3 separate regions of the Mus musculus genome follow, and all the other regions are linked to region 1. A link is a loop called in an ENCODE intact Hi-C map of the cell type or tissue named here. Cell type or tissue: heart. All regions are shown on one strand.

Region 1 (8,000 bases):
TCCAGCCCTTCCCTCTTTAAACAGTAAAAGGCTGTGAACGCCCCTTGGCATCCTTTTCTTTTTTTTTTTTTTTTTTTTTTTTTTTTGGTTTTTGGTTTTTGGTTTTTCGAGACAGGGTTTCTCTGTGTAGCTCTGGCTGTCCTGGAACTCACTTTGTAGACCAGGCTGGCCTCGAACTCAGAAATCCGTCTGCCTCTGCCTCCCGAGTGCTGGTATTAAAGGCGTGCGCCACCATGCCCGGCGTGGCATCCTTTTCTTGCCTCCTTCCCTGGCCCCAGCATCTCCTGTAAAAGCATCCCGGTCTTGATCCTTGTTCTTCTCCTGTGGGAGATGGGCAAGGTCCTAGACCAGGGCCAGAGAAGCCTTCCACCAGTCAGTCCCTGCTTGGTGTGACTGGACTCACAAGGCAAGTCAGCAGCTCTCTTCCTGGGTTCAGTCTGATGTGTCCTATCTCGAGTATGTGCTATCACCTCTTATCTCTTCCTGCCATCACCTGCCATCATCAGAAACATTCTACTCCTTCTGCAGAACCCCTGCCCCCCCCCAACCCCCATGCCTGGCCTCATCTGCCCTTCAGTCAGCATGTGATATTCCTATGTTTTTATTTCCTTCTTTTCTTTTTCTTGATGTGTGTGGCAGGGTGTGTGTGTGTGTGTGTGTGTGTGTGTGTGTGTGTGTGTGTGAAGTATGTGCAAGACCAGGTTTTACAGTATAGCATAGGCTGGCCTGGAATTCACTGTATGTACTCCAGGCTAGCCCTAAACTTTGATTCTCTCCCAGTCTCAGCTCTCAAATGCTGAGATTACAGGTGCTAGCAAACCAACATTTAAGTCCTTTGTCAGTCAGCTTGAGGGCAGCTTCCTCTCTCTCTCTACTGCAAGCAATGGTAGGTTCATGTACTGCTGTTCTTCAAGACCTTCAGTGGACAGCCCTAATCATGGCTAACTCAGTCCTCAGGACCTAGGGGAATCTATGTCCTGACTTCATATGTCAACTGAGGGCTTGGCCTAGATCATCTGTGTCCACCTTCCCACCTCAACCTACCTTGGCTCTCCTCGTGTATTTGCTGAGATACTAAAAGGGGGAACACTGCTGGGGGCTTTGCACACCCAGGGCTGTGGTGGGTTGGTGAGGTGCCATGTGCTACTGCTAAATCCTCTCAGAGGGCTGAAGTAGATCAACGTGTGTGTGTGTGTGTGTGTGTGTGTGTGCACGCACATGCACACTTGTCGCAGGGGGAGCATAGGAGGTACCAGCCTGGTAAAGCCAATGTGCTCCTGCAAACCTTGCCTTCCCCAGATACAGCTTCCACTGGACTCCATGCTGCAGGCTAGCTCCTGGTCCTGGCCTCTGGCTGGGATGCTACTGTCAGAGTGGGAAATGACATAAGGCAGACTTGTTGAGAACATGAGCAAACCTTCCCAATATAGACATGGGACAGCCTCTTGAACAACTCCTGGCTCCTGGGAATTGGGTAGCTAGCTCTACCCGCCATCTAAATCCCAGAAGAATGTAGGTGCGGGGGAAGTTCAAGTCCACCCTTCAGACAAGTGTAGGAGGTTTGCCTCCTACAAGGAGAGAAAAACATTATTATCTAGCTTCTCTCCTTAGACATGACATCTGGGGACAAGGACAAAGAACTGGGACTCTGTAGAACTGTATTCCCCTTGGGAGCCTGGCTTCTGGGAGCAGAAGAGAGACCCTCCCCCCACAGCCCTCCCCACACAAGCAGTGGGACTCCCCGCCTGCCTGACCTGGCCTCTCTGCAGGGCAGGATGTGGGCCTGGGAATTCACACTGTGAGCTACTGTCAGTGGGGTGAACGCTGTAATGAAAAAAATAGTCATCGCTGGAGTAGTGTGGAGCGATTGTAATAAAGAACATCGCTTAGGAAAACCAGCGGAGGCGGGCGCCTGCCTTCCAGCGGTTTGGAGCCAGGAATGAATGCATTCACAGGAGCGATAGATAGGAAGGAAGGCCGGTGGGAATGACGGTTTTAATTCCCTTTGCTGAGATGAGAGGGAGCCGGGGATCCAAAGACAGGTTGGGGGACCCCGGGGCTGCAGAAGAGGGAGCAGAGTGGCAGGGACTGCCCTCAGTGTCTTCTGGGAAGCTGTTGTCCTGCAGGCTTGCCTCCGCCTGATAGCTCTTGCAGGGCTGTTAGTGCTATAGAGAGTGGGAGGGAAGTCCCTCCACCCCCACCCTGCAGGCAGAGTGGGAGGAATTTCTGGCCAGATCCTACCAGAGCTGGGAGACAGGGAAGAAAAAGCATCAGGATGTGAGAAGGCAAAAGGAAGGTGGTTTTCTCCCCAACCCATCTACCTCGCCCCACCGGTCTGCCTCAGCAGCAGTAGCCTCATGCTTTGGCTCCTGGCTGTATCCTGGAGCCTACACATAGACCCTAAACCTTCCCAGAAGTCAGTGCATGTGTGCATGTGTGTGGTGGTACTTTAGGTCTTTGGCAAAGAACCCCCAGGCTTAGGACGACTCCTCAATCTGCAATTTCCTTCCTAGACCCCAGGCCAGGTAGCAAGTGGGTGCTGGGCCCCTGTGGGATGGAACGTCATGTTGTAGGAGGCAGGCTCTATCCTAGCTTTGAGAATTCCTTCTGCATTACAGAGCTGTCTGTCCCAGGGCACAGCAAAGTGGGTATAGAAAAGCACTTAGCGGTCCAGGCATGCCAATACTGTTTGCCTTTGAACCCCCTCACCTCTGACCCCCTTCACCTCTGACTCCCGTCCTTTCTCAGTTGCCCATCCTTGTCCTATTCTTCGGACCTGCCGGCCACCAGTGTCATCATCACCTTCCACAACGAGGCTCGCTCCACACTCCTGCGCACAGTGAAGAGGTAATCCCCTCATCCTTATGGGCTGTCATCTCAGTGGCTCTGTCCCGTGGGGGTCTTTGGTGGCCAGGGAGTTTCTGACTAGTTTCTGTGTAGACACTGTGGAGGCAAGCTCTAGGAGGCTAAGTCTTGTCCAAGAAGCTAGATCTGGTGAATCTTTTGGGAGACACAAGAGGTCAAAAGCAAGAAGTCAAACCCAAGGTCAAATCCAAGAAGGTAGACATTGCAGCAGGCTCTGAGTGGAGCCTGGGCAGGCAGGGCAAGCTGGGTATCAGCCCAGCAGGTTCCTGGTAACCATCAGAGAGATATTCCCCTCCTGCACACATGCCACCTCCGCAGTACACTTAGATGCAAGTGGGACTCAGGAAGGAGTACCCAGAGACAGTGCTTGGAGTGATGAGGCCTGGGTATCCTTTCTCAGAGAGAGACAGGCGCCCCATCCCAGTCGTGGGGGTGGGCAGGAGCCTCCGTGGTGAGAGAGGCTTTTACAGGGATGTGTAAGAAAGGCTGACTGCAGGCTCGTTTTCTGTGCCCACTACTGTTCCAGCGTCCTGAACCGAACTCCTGCCAGCTTGATCCAGGAGATCATTTTAGTGGATGACTTCAGTTCGGATCGTAAGTACTCATCTTCTCTTCATCTGCCTCTCCATGCCCCCCGTCCTGGCTGCTCCCCCAGTTGTTGAGATGAGCTCTCTGCTGCCATCCTGGTTCTCACACATGGACCTCTGTCAAGCAGGGAATCGTTAGTCTTTTCTGGGATGATTTCCCTACCCTGGAACCCAACAAAGGGCAAGAGTGGCGTTGTTGAAATGATACACCTGTGAGATGACATTAAAAACAAAAATAAAAGCAAACGAACAAACAAACTGAAGCAAGGGGGTAGGGAGATGCCTGGGTAGAGAAGGTGCTTGCTCTACAAGCATGAAGAACTGAGCTCAGATATCCAGCACGCATGTCGAAAGTCAAGTGACAGAGGGTGCATCTGTCAGCCAGTGCTCAGGGAAGTGAAAGGGTGTGGGTGGATGGTGGGTGCCTCACTGGCCAGGTAGTCTAACCAAAACTATGAACTCCAAGGCAAGAGAGGTAGAGAGCCTGTCTTGGAAAAAGAAGCAACGAGGTAAAGAATAAAGAGAGAGACACCTGAGGTTGACCTCTGGCCTCCATGCCTATACACATGAGCAAGTGTACTCAGACAGATAGACGACACACACACACACACACACACACACACACACACACACACACACCTGACATAAAAGATCCCCTTTCAATATGCCAGGTGCTCTCTGGTGCCCCCTAGGGTAGAGTTGGGTTCATAGACACTAATGGTCCTCAATTAACCCAGGAGGAGTGGGCTGTCTTTCAGCCATGATAGCCAGTATGATCCGATGCCCATAACTAAATGAGCTTGCCTTCCTCCCCTCTGCCCCCAGCTGAAGACTGTTTGCTTCTGACCAGGATCCCCAAGGTCAAGTGCCTTCGCAATGACAAACGGGAAGGTGAGCGCTAGGTCTGTGTCCTGGTGGTCTTCTACCTCCGGACTCCTGTGCTGGACACTGTCCTAAGACCCTTCAGTCTGACTTGCTTCTTTCTTCTGAGAAATGGGACCGCGCTGGCATTCTTCTGCCTTACAGGGTTGCTATAAGGATGAACAAGAGTCTTGTGATGCAAAGCCCCAAGAAAATGGGAGGGAAGGAGAAAGGTGTGACCGACCAAGGAGTGTGTCGGAGCATCAGTGGTAGCACAGTGTGCTGTCTAAAAGCTTAGAAGACGCAAGAGAAGTTCCAAGCACAGTTCCTGTCCTAGGAATGTTTAATATGTACCCAAGGGGGTCAGAGTGACCCTCACCACAGTTGTGTTTCTGTGAATATTGTGGTGATGGAGGAGAGGGAGTAGGGTGAGCAGGAGGGTCTTCTGAGGTGGAGTGGGCCTCAATGGGGGGTGGGAGAAATAGGCCTCAATATAGAGAAAGTAGCAGGCATCTCAAGACACGGGTGATGGGGAGCAAGGGAGGGCGTGGCAGGCCAAGCACAGTGCAGTCAAAGGCGGGAGCTGACAGGTAGACAAATGCTGGTGCTAGCAGCCCCTCTCCCTGGAGGGCAGTGGCAGACATCGGCTCTGCTGACATGCTTGTCCTTAGGCATGACAGCCATTGCTCCTGTTCTGCCCACAGAGAACCGCGGTGCCAAGAGGGTCTGTAATTTTCCAAAGGTAGTAAATGGAGGAGCCAGGATTCCAGCTTGGGAGACACACTCAAAGGCCAGTCTTTTAGTCTCTCTCTATGTGTTCTTCTCCCTGTGAGAATCCAGGCCTGGCCAGCAAGGCAGAGACTGGGTGGCCTGATGTGAAAGCAGACCTTGAAAGGTGGTGGTGCATGCCTTTAATCCTAGCACTTGGGAGGCAGAGGCAGGAGGATTTCTGAGTTCGAGGCCAGCCTGGTCTACAGAGTGAGTTCCAGGACAGCCAGGGCTATACAGAGAAACCCTATCTCAAAAAACAAACAAACAAACAAATGAAAGAGAGAGAGAGAGAAAGAGAGAGAGAGAGAGAGGGAGGGAGGGAGGGAGGGAGGGAGGAAGGAAGGAAGGAAGGAAGGAAGGAAGGAAGGAAGAAAGAAAGAAAGAAAGAAAGAAAGAAAGAAAGAAAGAAAGAAAGAAAGAAAGAGAAAAGAAAGAAAGGAAGAAAGAAAGGAAGGAAGGCAGCAGGCAGGCAGAACATTCTTAGACTTGATAAGGTAGATAGCAGGGAGCCACAAAGCTTTTACAGTGAGAGAAATATGTAATAGATATTATATAAGAAAGGCCATTTAAGCCATAAGGATATCAGTGAGTGAAATCTTCAGACTATCATGGAAGAGGCTGAAGAGAAATGTCTCTCTGGCCACTACACAGTAGAGGTTATCATCACGCTTGGGAAGATGTTGTCCTAGGGTTTTGCCAATAGTGGATGAAAATTTATGGTCACATGTTTTCTCTATTCCTTTCAGAAGAAAGGTAAGGCTTAGGCCTTTTGGACTGCTGGCCAGTCAGATAGAGATAGGGGTGTGGCCAGGGAAATGTCTCCAGAAAGTGACCTATATCCAGAGGTCTCAGCATGGGGGCCCATCCCTTCCCACAGCTCACAGGACGTGGGTGGTTGCTCTGGCCTGGGCAGAACCAGCTAGGTCTCTGCTATCCTGACAGACAGTTCCCCACCGAGAGCCCTCAGCAGAATGTCCAACGGCAAAGCCAGTTAGTGAGCAGTTAGTGAAAAGCACTAGGAAATGAAGGTAGGGGACAGAAGAACTTAATGTATGGGGTCCTCTGGTTCCAGGCTACCTTGCTCTACTGTTTGATGTGACTGCGTTATGGTGGCTTCTAGTCTTATAAGTAAGAAAGAAACTGAGGCTTAGGGGTGGGGATGTAGCTCAATGGAAGAGTGTTTATCTAGCATGTACAAGACCCTGTGTCTGATCCTCAGGACTGTAGAAAGAAAAGAAAGGAAGAGGGTGGGAAGGAAGGAAGGAAAGGAGGGAGGGATGGAAGAGAGGAGGGATGAAGGAAGGGAAGAAGGGAGGGAAGGAGGAAGAAAGGGAGAGAGAGAGAGAGAGAGGAAGGGGGGAAGAAGGAAGGAAAGAAGGAAACCGAGTGAGGCTCAGAAAGATTAAACAACACACTCAAGGTGACTGAATGGCTGGCATACAAACCCAAGCCCTGCTCAGTCAAGAGGATTCTCCCCTGTCACATCTGGCTGTGCAGCTGGAAAGACCCATGAAGGTTCTCAAAGGGATAGGTTTTGTCATCTGGTCTGTCACTGACTCAGCTTGTCACCCCATCTGCATCTACAGCATTGAGTGACCCTGGGTGACACTGAAGGTGAGGGAGACAGGAAGGGAGGAAAGAAACAGGCACAAAGGGGAGGCTAGCTAGCCACGGTAGCTCAGAGATCTCAGCCCCTGAACCAGTGAGGACCCCGGGACTTTGGGTGACATTGATAGGGTGGTGGCTCAGCCCCTTCCTTTCCCTTTGCAGGACTGATCCGGTCCCGGGTTCGTGGGGCAGATGTGGCAGGAGCCACAGTTCTCACTTTTCTGGATAGTCACTGTGAGGTGAATGTGGAGTGGCTGCAGCCAATGCTGCAGCGGGTGATGGAGGTGAGAACCCCCTGTCTGTGGGAGCTGGACCCCCTTCAGGAGATGCCCTCAGTGTTCGCAGCCTTCACTATCTGCAGAGCTGAGCTGGCATTGCAGGTGGCCTCAGGATCTGCTCCCCCTAAGAGACCCCACCCATCCAGCTGTCTCTCCTGAAACAGGAGTATGATTGTCATGTTTGTTCTCGCTGGGGGATAAGAGTCACATTGTATGGGAGTTTGAGCCAAGACACTGTGATAGGTGCACAGGATCCTGGGCTGGGGGAGTCTGTGGTCAGGCTGGAAAGCCTGGTGGGAGCAGGACAGACTGGAATTCTCCAAGAAAGAAAAGGAGGGAGCAGGGGCCTTCTGCCGCGTGTCTGCTGTTCGTCAGGATGGGCTGACAGAAAAGGATGAGGTCCTTACAAGGGAACCCTAAGAGGGCAGGTAGCCCTGCCTGGGTGTGGTACATGTGCCTATAGTCCCAATATCGGCAGGAGGATCATACCTGAGTCCAGACTGCATGGTGAAAGGAAGAAGGGAAGATGAGGGAGAAGGAAGGAGAGGGGAAAGAGGAGGAAGGGAAAACAAAGGAAGAAGAAAAACAGCCCAAGTTTTAAAACGACAATGGATTTGAATGAGCATTTGTTTAAAGACTTACAAATGGCCACACACAAATAAAAATAGCTCATGGGTTCATCATTTGGGAAATGTGATTGTACCTCATACTTACAAGGATGGCCAAAATCAAAAAGACAGTAACGAGTGTTGTCAGGGTGCACACACATGGGAGCCCTCACACATTGCTGGTGGTAGTGGCAAACAAAGCAGAGACGTTAGAGAACAGTCTGGCAAGTTCCTGAAAGTTGAAATAGAACTACCCATTTGACCCAGCAGTTCCCCTGCATCCTGCAGCGGTCAGAGGGGGCGTCACGGAGCAGGAGAGATCCCAGGAACGCTTAAAATGACACGAGAAGAAAAGAGGGAAGAGTAGTGCTGTGCCTGGAGATGGGTGTGTGCAGTGATCTAGTCCAGACTAGAGTTTTCCA
Region 2 (8,000 bases), 78 kb before region 1:
ATAGGAAAGCCGATGCTCAAATTTCTATTCAGTGGATCTGGACAGTTAGCGCAGTGAGACAGGAAATGCGAATGAATGCACTGGTCACAAGTCTCACAAACCTAGGTGTGAGGTGTGAGACACAGAACCACATGTGCTCCACTTCGTGGCAATTAAGGTATTCCAAGGTATTAATTGGCTGTTATTTTCATCTTATGTGCTGATTTTAGGATTTACCTCTATAAAAAAATCATTAGTCCCAAGTCCACTTAATTTGACACGTGATCTTATAGAGTCAACAGATACCTCACGATCAGCAAATCTCTCTCTCTCTCTCTCTCTTTTTTTTTTTTTTTTTTTTTGGTTTTTTGAGACAGGGTTTCTCTGTGTAGCTCTGGCTGTCCTGGAACTCACTTTGTAGACCAGGCTGGCCTCGAACTCAGAAATCCGTCTGCCTCTGCCTCCTGAGTGCTGGGATTACAGGAGTACACCACCACGTCCAGCTAACCATAGACCTTTCTAATAAGTCGGCTGCTGAGTTAGAGGATAGATTGAGGCTGAGAACGGGCTGTTTGGGGGCAGATTGAAACTAGTGGGGTTGGTGGTATTTGGAAGGCAGAGGCAGGTGTATCTGGGTGAGTTGAAGGCCAGCCTGGCTTACAAAATGAGCTCCTGGTCAGGCAGAGCTACCTAGAGAGAGCTTGTCTCAAAAACAAAAAGTAAGCCCAAACAAAAAAACAACCCCAAAACAACAGTGGGAAATATGAAACACCTGCAGATGTTTGGAGAGCCCAAAGTTGCTGAGCTGGTGGGGGAGTTTAGGATGAAGGATTGGAAATATAGATGTTGGGAGAGGAAAGAAGCTTGGAGCAAGGGACTTTTTTGAGAAATGTGGTTTCACTTCTTGAAGGAGGTAGAGTGAAGTTGTGGGAGGCTCTGTTCACATAGTACCAGAAGTTTTCATGGTTTCCTGTCTAGCTGGGGACTAGGCCCCGGGGGTGGGGGGTGTTATCTTCTGCTGTACACTGTTTGCATAGCTGACAGCCATAGGAACTCTCATGGTGACCAACACACTCCTTACCAGTGTGGTCTGACATGCTTTCTGTGAGGAAGAAGGCACTAAAGAAGTGGATCACCTTGAAATTTACACCCAGGTCTGCCAGTATTCTGAGAAATCAGCCATTAATAATTAATGGCTTACAGAGAAGTAAGTTGTTCCCTGAGTAGCCTCGAACCAACAAATACAAGATCAATATTTCTAACCTATCATCAGCCAGGCAAGATTTCCCTATAGAGATAAGTATATATGACCTTCCCATAAATATAACTTAAAACCCCCAAATCTCTCCAGTTTGAGCCTGTATCCTACACATTAAGAAAAAAATAGAGGGGCTGGTAAGATGGCTCAGTGGGTAAGAGCACCCGACTGCTCTTCTGAAGGTCCGAAGTTCAAATCCCAGCAACCACATGGTGGCTCACAACCATCCGTAATGAGATCTGATGCCCTCTTCTGGAGTGTCTGAAGACAGCTACAGTGTACTTACAAATAATAAATAAATAAATCTTTTTTAAAAAAAAAAGAAAAAGAAAAAAATAGAGGTTAAAAAAAGATATTTTGCCGGGCGTGGTGGCACAGGCCTTTAATCCCAGCACTTGGGAGGCAGAGGCAGGTTGGATTTCTGAGTTCAAGGCCAGCCTGGTCTACAGAGTGAGTTCCAGGACAGCCAGGGCTACACAGAGAAACCCTGTCTCAACAAACAAACAAACAAAAAGATATTTTAAAAACATTTAAAACACAGTGTCCTTTGGGGTCTATCTCTTTATCTGCCTAGGAGATTGCCCAGTGATTGTTTAGCTTATACCCTTTACGACTTCATGTTTTGGCAGGATATACAATGAAAGTTATATTCCTCATGGGCTAAAGGTGGTACAGCGTCACACCGAGGGTGGGCTGCGCTCCCTCATGCAGCTGGAGAGCCGCTGGCGTCAGCACTTCCTGGACTCCATGCAGCCTAAGCACCTGCCCCAGCAGTGGTCAGTGGACCACAACCATCAGAAGCTGCTCCGAAAGTACGGGGATGACCTTCCCATCAAGCTGTCATGACTGCTGCTGCCTGCAGGTCAGGACAGGCAGGAAGCAGGAGCCAAGGTCAAAATCACCTCCTACTGTTTAATGTTCTTAATGGGGGAAGCCCTGGTAACTCAGCTCAGAGTGCTAACCTACACTGATCCCCTGGTACTTCTGATGGAGCAAGGCTGTTGTTTGAAGGGGAGCTTATGGTTTTGAGTTTAGTTGGGGAGTCTATTCTTTTCTCCTCCTTTCTCTCCTATTTTTGTGTGCAAAAGAAGCTTGGCCTTCATTTTCACTCTCCCTCTCTGCTTTTCCTAAGAGGGAGAAGTCTTCTCTGAAGTAACTTGTCAGGCCCTGGGAAGACGTTTGTAATTCTCTCTGCTGCATTGGTTTTTCCAGGCCAGGGAGAACTTTTTCCAGAGTTGAAGAAGTGACCCAAGAGTCACTTTCCTATTCCCAGTTCAGCCTCACTATTTTAATCTTTCTTGCTCTCCCATATGTATTTGTTTGGGGCCCATTCCAACTGTATTACTTGGATTTATTTTACATGCTTGAAAATGTTCTCATTCAATGCATACAGGACCAAAGGCCAGCTTGCTATGGGCTTCTTCCCTGTCCCAGGGGAAGTCCTTTTCTGGAAATGGGTGTTCAGCTGGCTGGGCTGACAAGCGCTGACCCTTTCCCAGGAGAGCTTTGACACATGGCTCAGCCTCTCCTCTGGTTGCATGTCTCTTGTCCTGCTTCTGAGGACCATGATTTCTCAGAGTCTGCGCCCACTTCCTTTGGTGTTCATGTTCATGCAATACTAACCTCTCCTTAGTCCTTAATTCACTCCCAGAGCCATTTGGCCAGGTTTCAGTATGAGGACTTCGCCTCCCCTAGAGCCTGAGACACTAAAATTATCTGATACAATAGAAGTTTAAAAGGGTAATGTTTCACCTTTCAAAATGTTAGACTACTACTTTGAGTATGAAATCAATTTATTAGCAATTAGAATTTTTTCTAAACTATTAGGAAAACTTTCTTATTTTATAAGATCTTAACAAGATTGAAAAGAATTTTATGCCCAGAATCCAACAAGAGTTCTATTTTGGAATTGTACCCAAGTTGCTTATAACTGATCTGACATTGATAAATAAAACAACTTCAAAGCACAAAGCTCAGTGATTGTAAATGTGAAGCTTTTCTTACTAACGTTATGAAATCAGTAAGTATTTTGGGGAGAGTTACTACTTCTTCTGCAGAGTCCCTGCCTCGTGGCAGTACTGTGATACTTATATAGCATGGATACACCATACACACTGCACCACAGCCTTTGGGATGGGTTTGCAGTCCACAAACACTTGTGCGTTTTACACTCTGCCCCTCTGCCCTGCCTTCCCACCTGTCCTCTCAGGCGTTTCTGGATCAAGTCTAGACATCCATATAAACAAATAGTACCAGCTTCTTTTGGGAAATTTATGTTTAATATAGTAGATTATCACAAAGCCTGCGGCACCTGGCTGTGGGAGCTCAGTGAAAAAGCCCAAAGAGGAATGGGAGGCCAGCTCGGTTCTTGGCCATGGTAGTTGTCAGGCTTCCACAAGATGGCACTCATAGATTGGTTTTTATATCCATCCTCAAGAAATGAGCAACTTTGTATACGTAGTCATTTAATATGACTTGTGACCTGTGTTTCAAAATATTTGTAGCTAATTTTGAGTCACTTCTATAGCTTTATAAGAAAACTTTTTTTCTGGAACAAGAGAGATGGGTTCTCCTAGTCCTCCTGATTTGCATAGGAAGAAGTGAGAAATACTGTGAGGGACAATTAAGGTATACTGGTTGCTATGCACTCCAGTGGAGACCCCACAAGGTCCAGTGTAAGAGAGCCATCAGCAAAGGGAAAGCTAGTCTGTGCAACTTATGTCCTTTTAGCTTTTCAGAAGAGCATTGCTGTGTAGATTGGAATCTATAGTCTGAGTCTATCTTGAAATTTTGAGCCTTTCCCTACGAGTGAAAGTTGCCATCTTCAATGAGAAATTTTAGAGTAAACCTATTTTTCTGATATAAAATACGCAAAGCCAGGTGTGGATAGCACTTTTCTGTAGTCTCTATGCATGAGGAAAAAGCAGGAGGATGTCGGATTTGATGCTAGCCTGGATTACACAATGAGTACATGCTCATTAGAGAAGAGCCTAAAGGAAAAGTAACAGTGGTCCATCTCCCTTCCGTTTGGAACAGAGCTAGGCTTTGGTGATGTGCTTAAGAATCTTCATTCCGCCAGGTTGGTGGCGCACACACACCTTTGATTCCACCATCCCAGTATCTCAGCATCCCAGTACTGGAAAGCAGAGGCAGGTAGATCTCTGAGTTCAAGGACAGCCTGGCTTACATAGTGAGTTCCAGGACAGCCAGAAGTATATAAAGAGACCCTGTCTCAAAAGAAAAAATATCAGTATTTTAAAATATGTATATGTATAATATTTAAATTTAAATATAAAGTTAAAATTATCATATGTGTGTGCATGCCTGTGTGTGTGTCTGATGTTTGTATGCATCCTGGCTTTTTTCCCATTTGCTAATATGGCATCACCAAGTAATTTACTTTATCTTTAAGTCTTTGAAAATAAAGTTCTAAAGTGTGCTGGCTCATGGCTATAATCCTAGCCCTTGGCAAGTAGAGGCAGGAAGATTAGAAGTTTAGGCTTATCTTCAGCTACATAGTAAGTTTAAGACTATTTGAGCTACGTGAACCCTTGTCTCAGGACAAAACAAAACAACAGAAGACCAATGAATATTAATGTTAACATGTTTCCAGTAGCTCTTATTTGGTTATGTAGCTCCACACTCTGTTCAAAAGCATGGTTGTTTTGAATCTTTCATTGCCAGTTATGGAGATAAACTTTCTTGTATATTTCTGACTCTGTACTTGGTAATTTCTTTAAGATAGAACTCTGGAAACTGGAGTTGAGGGGAGGTGTCACTGTTGCAGTGGGCACTAATTGATGTTAGCTTGGGAGTAGCATACACCTTAGAGAGTTCATCTTTAGCTCCAAGCGTCCTGTATATGGATTGAGCTATTCTGTGAATTGGGATGGACCCTGTATGCCCTGGCTCTCGTGTTAGTGGCTTTGGGCCCCTTCTTGCTTCCTCCTGTCTACCATTCTTCATTACTATGTTCCCTTCCCTGCTTCTGCAGTCAGTGATTTTTTTTTTTTTTTGGACATAGTTTATTAAAAAAATTTTAATGTAAATTTTTCAATTAAAAACTTTTTTATTTTAAAATAAGGTTATAGATGGATTCTTTTATGAAAATAGATCTGTGTTTAATAACTTGCCATTGTAAAGTGAATGAAGCACACATCCAGGGATTTTCTACCATTTAAGAATACAGCCATAAGTTACTTATTCTTACCCATGTCACGGACGGATCAGATGACAAAATGTGTTTTGTTGAAATAAAGCCCGCTTAATACCCCCATTCTCAGCTCTTAGGAACCCAGCAGGCAGAGACTACTTCAGTTTAGCTTCTTATTTGACCTCTTTAAACATTGAATTCTGATTTACCTTGCTTCCAGGATTTTTTTTCCATTTGTTTATCTTTTAATTTTCTTCACTAGGTCTCATTTAAAATGTACTTTACATTTTTGTATATGGGCTGTTTGTATGTGCATGGGTTCATGTATGACAGACAAGCTCAGGATAGTCCTCTCCTTCTGCTGTGAGAGTCCCTGGGATCCAGCTGGCATGGTGCTAAGTTTCCTCTTCCCACTGAGCCACTGAGCCTTCTCATGGTTTATTAAGGGACACTCCCCAAGAATGGGAGTGAGCAAGTGGAGCCAGGGGAGCAATTTCCCCCAAAGATTTGATAGCTTACTAATTATTATGTATTTGAAACGAATGGGGAGGGGCAGGGGCCCTTCTAGTCACTTGCCTTGAGGGACTAATTGAAGGTCAACCCAAACGTGCTGGAAAATAAGCCTCTTGCTTTTGCATCGAAAAGAAAATAAATGATTCCCCCCTCCCCCACATTGTTGTTGTTTTCAAAAATTGTACAATGGTAATTTTTAGATCTTAAAAAAAATCCATTTTTCTTGAGAGAAATGTGCAAAAAGAGGCTAGAAAGAGGGTGAATCTTGCTAAGACAACACAACATGAGTAATATAAAACTACTTCAGCTTTTATTTTGGATCTAGCTTATTCTTCTGACTCTTGCCAAGTTCCCTATGTTGGACTCTTCCCATCCCAGTCCTGGAGCACAGTGATGGTGATGCCAGCAGACAACCCATGACCCACAGCAGCAGCACCCTTTCCTGCCTCCTGCATGGAGATGCAGTGGTGACCCGCTGAGGCCGCATGCCATTTGACATGCTGGAAAGGCACTGATCACATTTCCTTGTTACTTTATGGCCGTCTCTGATTGGTGGTCCCAATGCTCTGGGTAACTGGACCAAATGGATCATTGTTTTAGAGATAATCAAGATCTGACTTTCTCTATATGGGACTAAGGAATGCTTCTATAACCTAGTTTCTGCGACGTAGGTTGTGGCTTTGCTAATGTATATGTTGCCTTCAAGGCCACTTTTTTTTTTTTAAAGATTTATTTACTTTATTTATGTGAGTACACTGTAGCTTTCTTCAAAGACACCAGAAGAGAGCATCAGATCTTATCACAGATGGTTGTGAGCCACCATGTGGTTGCTGGGAATTGAACTCAGGACCTCTGGAAGAGCAGTCGGTTCTCTTAACCTCTGAGCCATCTCTCCAAGCCCTCAAGGCCACTTTTTATTGTGAAAGGTAGTACATCCTCCAAACTGAACCTAAAACACTTAATTTCCATTTCCTGGGATTTCTCTCCCTTGATGAAAAGGTAACTAGCTGCCTTTCTCTCAATATCACCCATTGCTTTGGGCCTACAGTGAGGCAGATGATCATAGCAGAGAGGGTATGTAAAATCTGTTTTCCTCATGGTGGCTGAGAAAAGATGGGAAGGGGCCAGGGGCAGGTGTAACATCAGGTTGACACCAATTAGTCAGAATTCAAAAAAAAATGACATAGTGAGTGTGACAGTTATCACTGTCAATTAGACACAGCCTAGCCAGGCGTGGTGGCGCACACCTTTAATCCCAGCACTCGGGAGGCAGAGGCAGGCAGATTTCTGAGTTCGAGGCCAACCTGGTCTACAAAGTGAGTGCCAGGACAGCCAGGGCTACAAAGAGAAACCCTGTCTCGAAAACAAAAACAAAACAAAACAAAAAATTAGACACAGCCTGGGAAGCATCCCAATGAGAGTTTGTCCAGATCAGGTTGGCCTGTGGTCAGGGTTGTGGGGGATAATTTTGATTATGACAATCAATGTAGGAAGAACAGTGCCCACTAAGGGCAGCTCCGCTCCCTGGTTTTGCAATCCCGGACTACTTAAAAACGAAGAAAAGTAAGACAAGCACAAAGTAGCATCTTGCACGTGCTCTTGCTGCTTGGACTTTAGATACAAGTAGTTGCTTTCAGTTCCTGATTTAACATTCCTATAATAATGGACCATGTCCTGGAATTATAAGCTAAATAAACTCTATCTCCCCCTTTTAAAAAAATCTGCTGAGTTTATAGTCAGCATTATTTCAAGCACAGTGTGTGGTTCAGGATAATTTTGAGTTGGATTGATTTCCTATATTTTGCTTCTCCAAGGTCTCCCTTGTCAGGCTGCAACATGTTGGGGCACAGTTGGGATCTGACTCCTCAGGTCACCAGGGTATTAAGTCCTGGATAAGAATCAGAAACCAGAGCTAAAGATACGGCTCAGTAGAAGAGTGCTTGCTAGCATACAGTAAGGCCCAGGTTCATTCCCCAGCACAGAACCTCACCATTGAACATACCAGTAAGTAAAACAAAATGAGATAATTCAGAAGTGGTAGGTAGTTCATGCCTGTATTTTGGAACTTGGGAGGCTGAGAAAGGAGAATCACTACAA
Region 3 (8,000 bases), 420 kb before region 1:
GAAAGAAAGAAAGAAACCTCTTGAAAAAAAACGTATGGTGGGAAAGATGGTTCCATGTACAAAGGTGTTTGCCTTGCAATCCTGGTGGTCTGCGCTTGATCTCAAGGACACGGGTAAAGGAGGAAGAAGAGAACCAAGTTCACAAAGTTGTCCTCCTATAGCATGCTTTCTCTCTCTCTCTCTCTCTCTCTCACACACACACACACACACACACACACAAATACTTTTCTTGAAAAGTTAAAATCACATGACTGCACTCCTCAGAAGAAAACACTGAACACGTGTTTCTTCCTGTATTATTATTTTTTCTTTCTTTTTTTTTTTCGTTTTGTTTTGTTTTGTTTTGTTTTTCAAGACAGGGTTTCTCTGTAGAGCCCTGGCTGTCCTGGAACTCATTCTGTAGACCAGGCTAGCCTTGAACTCACAAAAATCCACCTCCTTCTACCTCCTGAGTGCTGGGATTAAAGGCATGCACGTGTGTTTCTTATAACTTATTCTTATAACTTCTTATCGATATCAAACGTAGCTACTCCTACAATACACCAGCAGGTGGCGCCTTAGCATGCTGACCACACGGAACTAAAGATAGGAAGGACCTCAGAAGCAAGAAGTGTCTGAGTCTCATGCCATCCTCCTCTCTCCTCCCATTTCTTCCCCAAGCCATAGAAAACTGGAAACCCTCTCCCTAAAATAAGTCACAAGACCCAGAAAGGCCGCTCCTCTGCCCTACCTCTCCTGACACCAGGCTATCAGATTCTCATTCCACAGAATCTTGCTTCTTGCCTATGATGGGGCAGAGTGGGCAAGAAGAATCAGAACAGAGAAGCCTATCTGCCCCCCCCATTTATTATGTATAACAGGTGGGTATATTATGGATCTTGAGCCTCCCCCAAAGGGCTTGCATATTGAAGGCTTGGTCTCTAGCCTGCTGTGCTCTTGGGGACATGATAGAACATGACGATTTGAAGGTAGGGACCTGGGGAGGAAGTTGGGACATTAAGGCTGTGCCTTTGAAGGGGAACCTGGGACCCTGACCCCTTCTACTCCATCCCCTGTTACCCAACATTGTGAGCTGAGTCCTCCTCCTACACCATACCATGCTACGGCAGGCCCAAAGCAGCCAGGCACATGATCACAGCTGAGGCCCTCGAGACTACACGGCCCTTTCCTCAGATTAAATTGTCTGTCTCTGGTGTTTCATCACAGGGATAGAATACTGGGTAACACAATTATCGTTACTCAGACACCTTTCTCGTCGAACTATTTCCCTCATAATTTAACTGAGCCTTCGAGTGCCTGTTTCTGAAGGTCTCCATGTCACATACAAGTTTGATAAGTCAGTGTGCTGTGTGTTTTCTCTTGTTATCCTGCCCGTTGCTGTGGCGAGTTCACCGGGACACCATGGGTTGCAAGGAAAAGCTTCGCTCCTCCCTGTCCTGATAGAAAAGTTCTGGCGCTTGGTTTGGTTTGATTTGGTTTTGGTTTTCAAGACAGGATTTCTCTGTGTAGCCCTGGTTGTCCTGTCCTGGAACTCCAGGCTGACCTCAGGCTCACAGAGATCTGCCTTCCTCTGCCTCCTGAGTGCTGGGATCAAAGGTGGGCACCACCTGACATAAAACAAATCTTTAAAAAAGGAAGAAGAGAAATTGTGAGAGGGAAAAAAAATGCTCAGGCAAAGGAGTCTGGGAGGGCCTTATGGGCATAGGGTGGGGTATGAAGAGTCCTTGCTGACCCTAGAAAGAATGATGTCCTCCTGGCATTTGGGAGCAAGTCATCTTGCAGGCCAGCCTCCTCTTTGGACACTATGCAACTGGAGCGGCCTCTGATCCCAGACCCACTCATGGACACATGGCTCCAGAATTATTCACCCTCTGCTCCCAGAGTTGAGTTTGCATATGAAACTTCCAATCTAACAACTGCCAAAGACAGGAGAGAGAGAGAGAGAGAGAGAGAGAGGGAGAGAGAGAGAGAGAGAGAGAGAGAGAGAGAGAGAGAGAGAGAGAGAGAGAGGTGCAACATGTAAAAAAGAATTGCAAACACACCGTTGGTATTTCTGCTCATTCTCTTATGCACAGCTTTCCTCCCTGGGCAGCCTCGGGAGCTGACTCTCTCTCTCTCTCTCTCTCTCTCTCTCTCTCTCTCTCTCTCTCTCTCACACACACACACACACACACACACACACACACACCTCATAGAAGCCTCACAGAGGCACAGGCCCTTCCCTAAGTCACAGGCCTTTGAAGCCCAGGTTCCTGAGCTGAGGGCCAGGGTTGGCAGGACCCAGTCACAGAGCCAATCCCTTCCCACACGGCTGAGACGGCTTAATCTTTGCTCCTCAAAGCTTGGGTCTGTCTTCCTCCAGTCCCTAAAGGACCAGACAGAGGCCTCAGAGGCCTTGAGCCTGGGAAACCATTAGGCCTGTGGCCACTGCCCAGGGGACTTCCTACCCTTGTCTTTGTGCCTTGCTCAGCTGAAAGTTCCCCAAATGTGGAATGACAGGACCATGAAGTGGCTGGCCTCCCTGTTGCCAACCTTCCCCAAAGTTGGCATGCTGCTGCCCTGACTTCTGAGGCCCTGAGAGAACCTGGGCTTACATTCATGGACTCCTTTCTCTGTGGAGAAGGCATCCTGTGAGCTCCCCACAGAGCAGACCCATGGTCACCAGGACTTAGCTCACAAACAGCCAGCCAGAGCTCTTCCCTGCTCCCTGGATGGTTCCTAGGAATCAGCTGCCCCAGGAGCTGATGCTAGCCCTGCAGCTCCACACCCCCCCACTCCCTCCCACTGCAGCCTATTCATGGCAGATGGGGCATTTGAGCCCAACAGACATGCTGTGCCGGACCATTAAGACCTTTGCCAGCAGCACAAAGGTGCCCCACATCACCAAGGTGCTAAATTCACATGAGGAGAACCATGTAATCACATGATCGAATGGCAGCAAGAAGCAGGCTCAGGACCCCTGATAAGAAGAAAAGAGGAGGGGGAAGGCATGTCAAGGAAGGGGGAGGGCGAGGAGGAGGCCACTGGAGAAATGACTCAGTGGATAAGAGCACTGGCTTTCCTTCCAGTGGACCCAGATTAGATCCCCAGCACCCACATGGTGGCTCGTAGCAGTCTGTAACTCCAGGTTCAGGAGCTCCAACCCTCTATTCTGGTCTTCTCAGAGGCACCGTATGCACACAGTGCACTTTATATATACATGCAGGCAAAACAAACATAAAGTTAAAAAAAAAATTCAGACAGGGTTACTGCTCTGTGTAGATCTGGTTGTCCTGGAATTCACTCTGTAAATGAGGCTGGCCTCAAACTTGGAGATCCGCTTGCCTCTGCCTTCCAAGTAAGTGCTGGGATTAAAGCCATGTGCCACCTCCATCTGGCAAATACACATTTTTAAAAAGAATATATGAGTCGGAGCTGGACAGATGGCTCAGCGGTTAAAAGCACTGACTGCTTTTCTGAAGGTCCTGAGTTCAAATCCCAGCAACCACATGGTGGCTTACAACCATCTGTAATGGGATCTTCTGGAGTGTCTGAGGTCAGCTACAGTGTACTCGTATAATATGTATATATGAAGAGAGAGAGAGAGAGAGAGATGACTATTTGAAAGTTCTTGTTTATGTCCAGAAAAAAGTCCCTTTTAGTAATGCTGAGTTTTTAATCTATGTTGTCTCAAAGTGTAGATATAAACTCGTTTAGATTGGTTATTGCGCCAACCTAGAACATTCAAGGGACAAATCCGTAGTCTGCCCCTCTTAAACCCACCCTCAGAATCTCTGGGACAGAGCCTAGGACCCTGCTTGTTTAAAATCCTGTTTAAATCTGAAGTTTCAGAACCATTACTAAGATGAACACATTTTGCTTTTTGGATCAGTGAGACCCCAGATGTGAGAAGTCAAGGCCTTAGGTCCTCGTCTCTTAAAATAAGGGTAAGAAGCTGGGCATAGCAGCTGACACCTTTAACCTCAGCATTCTGGAGGCAGAAGAAGGTGGATCTCTACGAGTTTAAGGCCAGCCTGGTCTACATTGTAAGTTCCAGGACAGCCAGGGCCATATGGAGGCCCTGTCTCAAAAACACCAAACATAAAATAGGATAATAATGATAAGTGTAAAGTTAGAGCAAGTGTAAAACACTTGTCTTAGACCAACATAAAGTAAGTGCTTAACGCTTGGTAGCCATTCTTTTCCTACTAATGGGCCTAGGTGCTTCTGTCGCCACTCTGTGCTACGGCTGTACATAGTCACTCACAATCCTGGGACCTGTTCTAAGTCCTCCAAATGGGTAGATTGGCTGCACTTTTCCATTCTATGAAAAGCTGTAATTTTACATCTGGCCACTAGAGGGCAGCATCTGCCTATCTTTTATTTTTAAATTGGTCATTTATTTTTATTCATTCATTCGTTTGCTTGGTTGGTTGTTTATTTAAACGGGGGTTTCTTTATGTAGCTCTAGCTAACCTAGAATCCCCCAGGTGGCTCAGGCTGACCTTGAACTTAAGAGCGAGCGCTAGACCTGCCTCTGACTTCCTAGTGCTGGGATTCTCTTTTATTTTTAAGTTATCTTTCTTATCTTAAAAAACACTTCTAAAACAGCATTTTCTTCCCCAGTTGTGTGGAAGGCAAGCTGGCTGAGAATTACATAGGCTTCTCACTTTGCCGCAGCATTCCGCTGATGTGCACCCTCCTTCAAGAAGTCCTTTATGACTACTGTAACTTAAGATAAAGCCTACAAGTCCACACACAGCTTATTAAAATACAGTTTATATAATACCCTAAAATACTTTTCTTTAAAACCCAGTTTTCCCAATGCCTCGAATTATAAAGTAACAATTTTGTTCCTAAGCCTAGGGTCTCCCACACATGCCCAGTGACAGTTTACTGGTCATTGCAGTGCCACACAACTGCACACCAAAATACCCCCCCACTTTCTGTCTGCACAGGCTACCATTCTCCACCCTTCCAGCTGGGGTATGTGTGGAAAAATATACAGGAAGCCTCGGGGGAGGTGGGGTGGTAGCTCCTTCTAGACTCTCAGGGTTCCCACCTCAACCAGGCTCCAGGAATGGCTTCCCACCCTGCAGAATCAAACCATTCTAGCACTTGGAAGGACTGGGTTCCCATCTCAGGAGCTAGACAGAGGTTCCCAGTGATAGCCACTCTCCAAGCAGAACCTGGAGAATGGTCAATATGTCCATTTGGGCATCCACCACTACATGAGGTCTATGTGGGAGGTTAAGAGGCAGACATGGAAAGAGAATGAGGGACAGACAGGTAGCCAGCCAGTGGTGGATAATGGTGAGCTATGAGCTACCACAGTAGACAGCTGGACTGGACTATGAATAGGGACACAGTGAGAAACCAACCAATCCCTGATGTAAGCACGTGGAGGCACTCATACCCCATCCCTGAAGGAGCCTGCTGGTCCTCAGACTGGGTGTCTTCTGTGCTCCCCTATGGGCCTGTACGAAGGTACAGGCGTTGTGGTAGCAGCTGGAGGCTCCCTATAGCTGTCCACCCAGTCCCAGCTCCCCTTTCCTCCAGCCACAGCCTCTGGCCCAGGACAGAAATCCCTTCATCCCCCGTCACTGTGGGTATCTGTGGTACATGCTGGCCTTTGAACATCTTTTGGCTGCTTGCAGAGCCCTAAGATGTTGCCGTGAATCCACGTGGCTGGGATGGGGCTGCACACCCCACTGTAAGATGTGCACAGGACCTAAGTGAGGCCAAGCCTACAAGCAAATCCTATGCTCTGTTTGGGGTTGCCTTATTGCATGCCCACAGTGGATATCACTCCCCTCACCCCCATGTGTTTCTTTACTAGCCATGGAAAGTTGGGGAAGCTAGAGTTAGCAGCTGCCATCTTGCCACCTTGGGGAGAGAGGTATTTGAGAATGGGGTCAAACCAGAGAGAATGAAACCCTGCTCTGTTGCTTGACTCCTGCCTGAGCATTATGGGAAACCAGCATTACCCTGATACATCAGTTATTTAAGCCAGTAAACGGTCCTGGCTTCACCAGCTTTGGTTAGGATTCTAACCGGTGATTATAGAGTGTCACAGCTGTCACTGGGTTGGGCCATTGATGAACTATTTTATCATCTGGTCCTGATCTTCTATGAAACCCAAAGACTCCTGCTGGCTCTCTTCTATCCTCTCACTTGCTTTGGCTTCAAACTTTGCTATTGTGTAGCGTGCATTGAGCTTTCCAGGAGATGGGGTTAGCTCTGCCATAGCCTACCTACTGGTAGGTTAGAAACACACTCCAGGTCCCCACTTGTCAACAGAAAGGTCCGGGCTGGGCTGTCAGGCCTCTCCACGCAGCCATTTTCTTTCCCTTCGTGTTTGAATTTGGCCAAGCTAATGAAGTCTCTAACCAACCCAGTGTTTCTCAACCTGTGGGTTAAAGGACCCTCTTACAGGGGTTGCCTAAGACCATCAGAAACATAGTTACATTATGAATCCATAGTAGTAGCAAATTATAGTTATGAAGTAGCAAGAAATTGTACGGTTAGGGGTCAGCACAGCATGAGGAACTGTATTAAAGGTGACAGCATCAGGAAGGTTGGGAACCTCTGCTCTAACCCTCTGTATTCCTACTGCGTTCCCTCTGTAGCCACACTGGGTTCATCCCCATCTCTCTGTAGCCAGGCTAGGCTCCGCCCCTTCTCACTTTACCAAGTGAAACTTTGCCTTCAGTAGAGCCTTGTAGGTGTTCTTCTAGACAAAATATTCTGGATGGGCAAGAAGACACCATTCTAATTCCCAAACAAAGTACCAAGTTAACCGTGAGCCTTGATTTTTGTATTATTGGGTGTGTCCCACTTCCCTTGCTGGGTATGAGTATTGAAATCACGTAAGCTTGAATTAGGAAGGACCTTGTGCAGACGTGGTAGGGTGCGGAAAGGTGACACCAGTGACTTCCAAGTTGAGGAGCAGATCTAGTTAAGTGCTTCAGCACACTGTGGCTCATTAAATTCAGAATCCTGTGGGGACACTTTCCATTTGAAGAGGTGGGTTTCTGTTTGTTTGTTGTTTGTTTTGTTGTTGTTGTTTGCTTTGCTATTGTTTTACCAAGTTCTGTTGGAGTTCGTCAAAAGACCCTTACTCAGGCTGGTGAGATGGCTCAGTTGGTAAGAGCACCCGACTGCTCTTCCAAAGGTCCGAAGTTCAAATCCCAGCAACCACATGGTGGCTCACAACCATCCGTAACGAGATCTGACGCCCTCTTCTGGAGTGTCTGAGGACAGCTACAGTGTACTTACATATAATAAATAAATAAATAAATCTTTTTTAAAAAAAAGACCCTTACTCAGAAAGACCACAGAGACCGCCGCCATCGCTGCAAACCGCATGAGGAATTTTATTGATCCAACATGTTGGGGACTCCCCTCTCGGCATGCAGGCCAGAGGAGAGAGACCAAGAACAAAGAAAGAACACACTTTTTATACCTTTGTAAGGGGCAGATTTGAGCAACAGGGTTCTCATTGGTGTCATTGGTTGGTTTGTATAGTGACTAAGTAACCCTTTGGCCTAGTGACTCACTTTGCCTGCCCCCATGGTGGGTTATTATGATTTGGTCAGCAAAGTAATAGTACATTAACGTCACAGCTATTAACGAACGTCAGGGGAATTCTTGCAACAAGGTCAGGGTGGTTTGTGGTCTTTGTCAGAATTCAGTGTGGGGCAGGGGGCAGGAGAATTGCTAATCTTGTTATTGTTATTTCTCTTGAGAACAGCTAATATTGTTTTGGTAGCTGCAGGCTTAATCATTTTGACCACTAAAACTCTGTTTTTACATTTGTTTAGTCAGCCAGCTTCCTTATCTGGCTCTGCACTTGGCCTGCAAGGACAGTTTGGGAAGTCCTTTTTGAAGGGGGAAAGTACTGGGTGGTTTTGAATTCATTTTGGATATTACAGTTCCAGGCCTTCACTTTATTCTTATAAAATACATACTTTTATGAAATTGTGACCATCACTATGGCCCGGGCGCTTTTTCAGCTCTCA

What was found. Hi-C counts contacts between places; a loop is a spot of excess contacts. Peaks named below come from ENCODE experiments on the same cell type or tissue, not always from the same donor. Only the 100,000 strongest peaks of a DNase experiment are listed, where the experiment ranks them.
Region 2: it touches region 1 in a loop (2.1-fold over the local background); 7 of 42 quality-filtered maps call a loop at or near these places.
Region 3: a loop joins it to region 1, with 4 times the contacts of the local background. A loop is called at or near these places in 4 of 42 quality-filtered maps.

Annotation. Positions count from the first base shown.
Region 1 is chr12:80,573,111-80,581,110 of GRCm38, forward strand. It overlaps Galnt16 (polypeptide N-acetylgalactosaminyltransferase 16), which reads left to right. Exons shown (of 15, transcript NM_001081421.2): 3 at 2,749-2,847; 4 at 3,392-3,459; 5 at 4,278-4,343; 6 at 6,855-6,976. Among named protein-coding and RNA genes, the nearest start is that of Gm23817, 46 kb to the right of the region's middle. In heart, a CTCF peak has its summit at 4,165 (motif pointing left); DNase peaks (open chromatin) are centred at 1,411 and 1,771; H3K4me3 peaks cover 998 bases; H3K27ac peaks cover 1,797 bases.
Region 2 is chr12:80,494,915-80,502,914 of GRCm38, forward strand. Exd2 (exonuclease 3'-5' domain containing 2) reads left to right here. Exons shown (of 9, transcript NM_133798.3): 9 at 1,867-3,221. The coding sequence ends at 2,083. Among named protein-coding and RNA genes, the nearest start is that of 2310002D06Rik, 8.3 kb to the right of the region's middle. In heart, CTCF peaks have their summits at 1,518 (motif pointing left) and 3,623 (motif pointing right); no DNase peak of the experiment used is centred here.
Region 3 is chr12:80,153,611-80,161,610 of GRCm38, forward strand. No RefSeq gene overlaps it. Among named protein-coding and RNA genes, the nearest start is that of 2310015A10Rik, 25 kb to the left of the region's middle. In heart, CTCF peaks have their summits at 544 (motif pointing right) and 4,327 (motif pointing right); no DNase peak of the experiment used is centred here.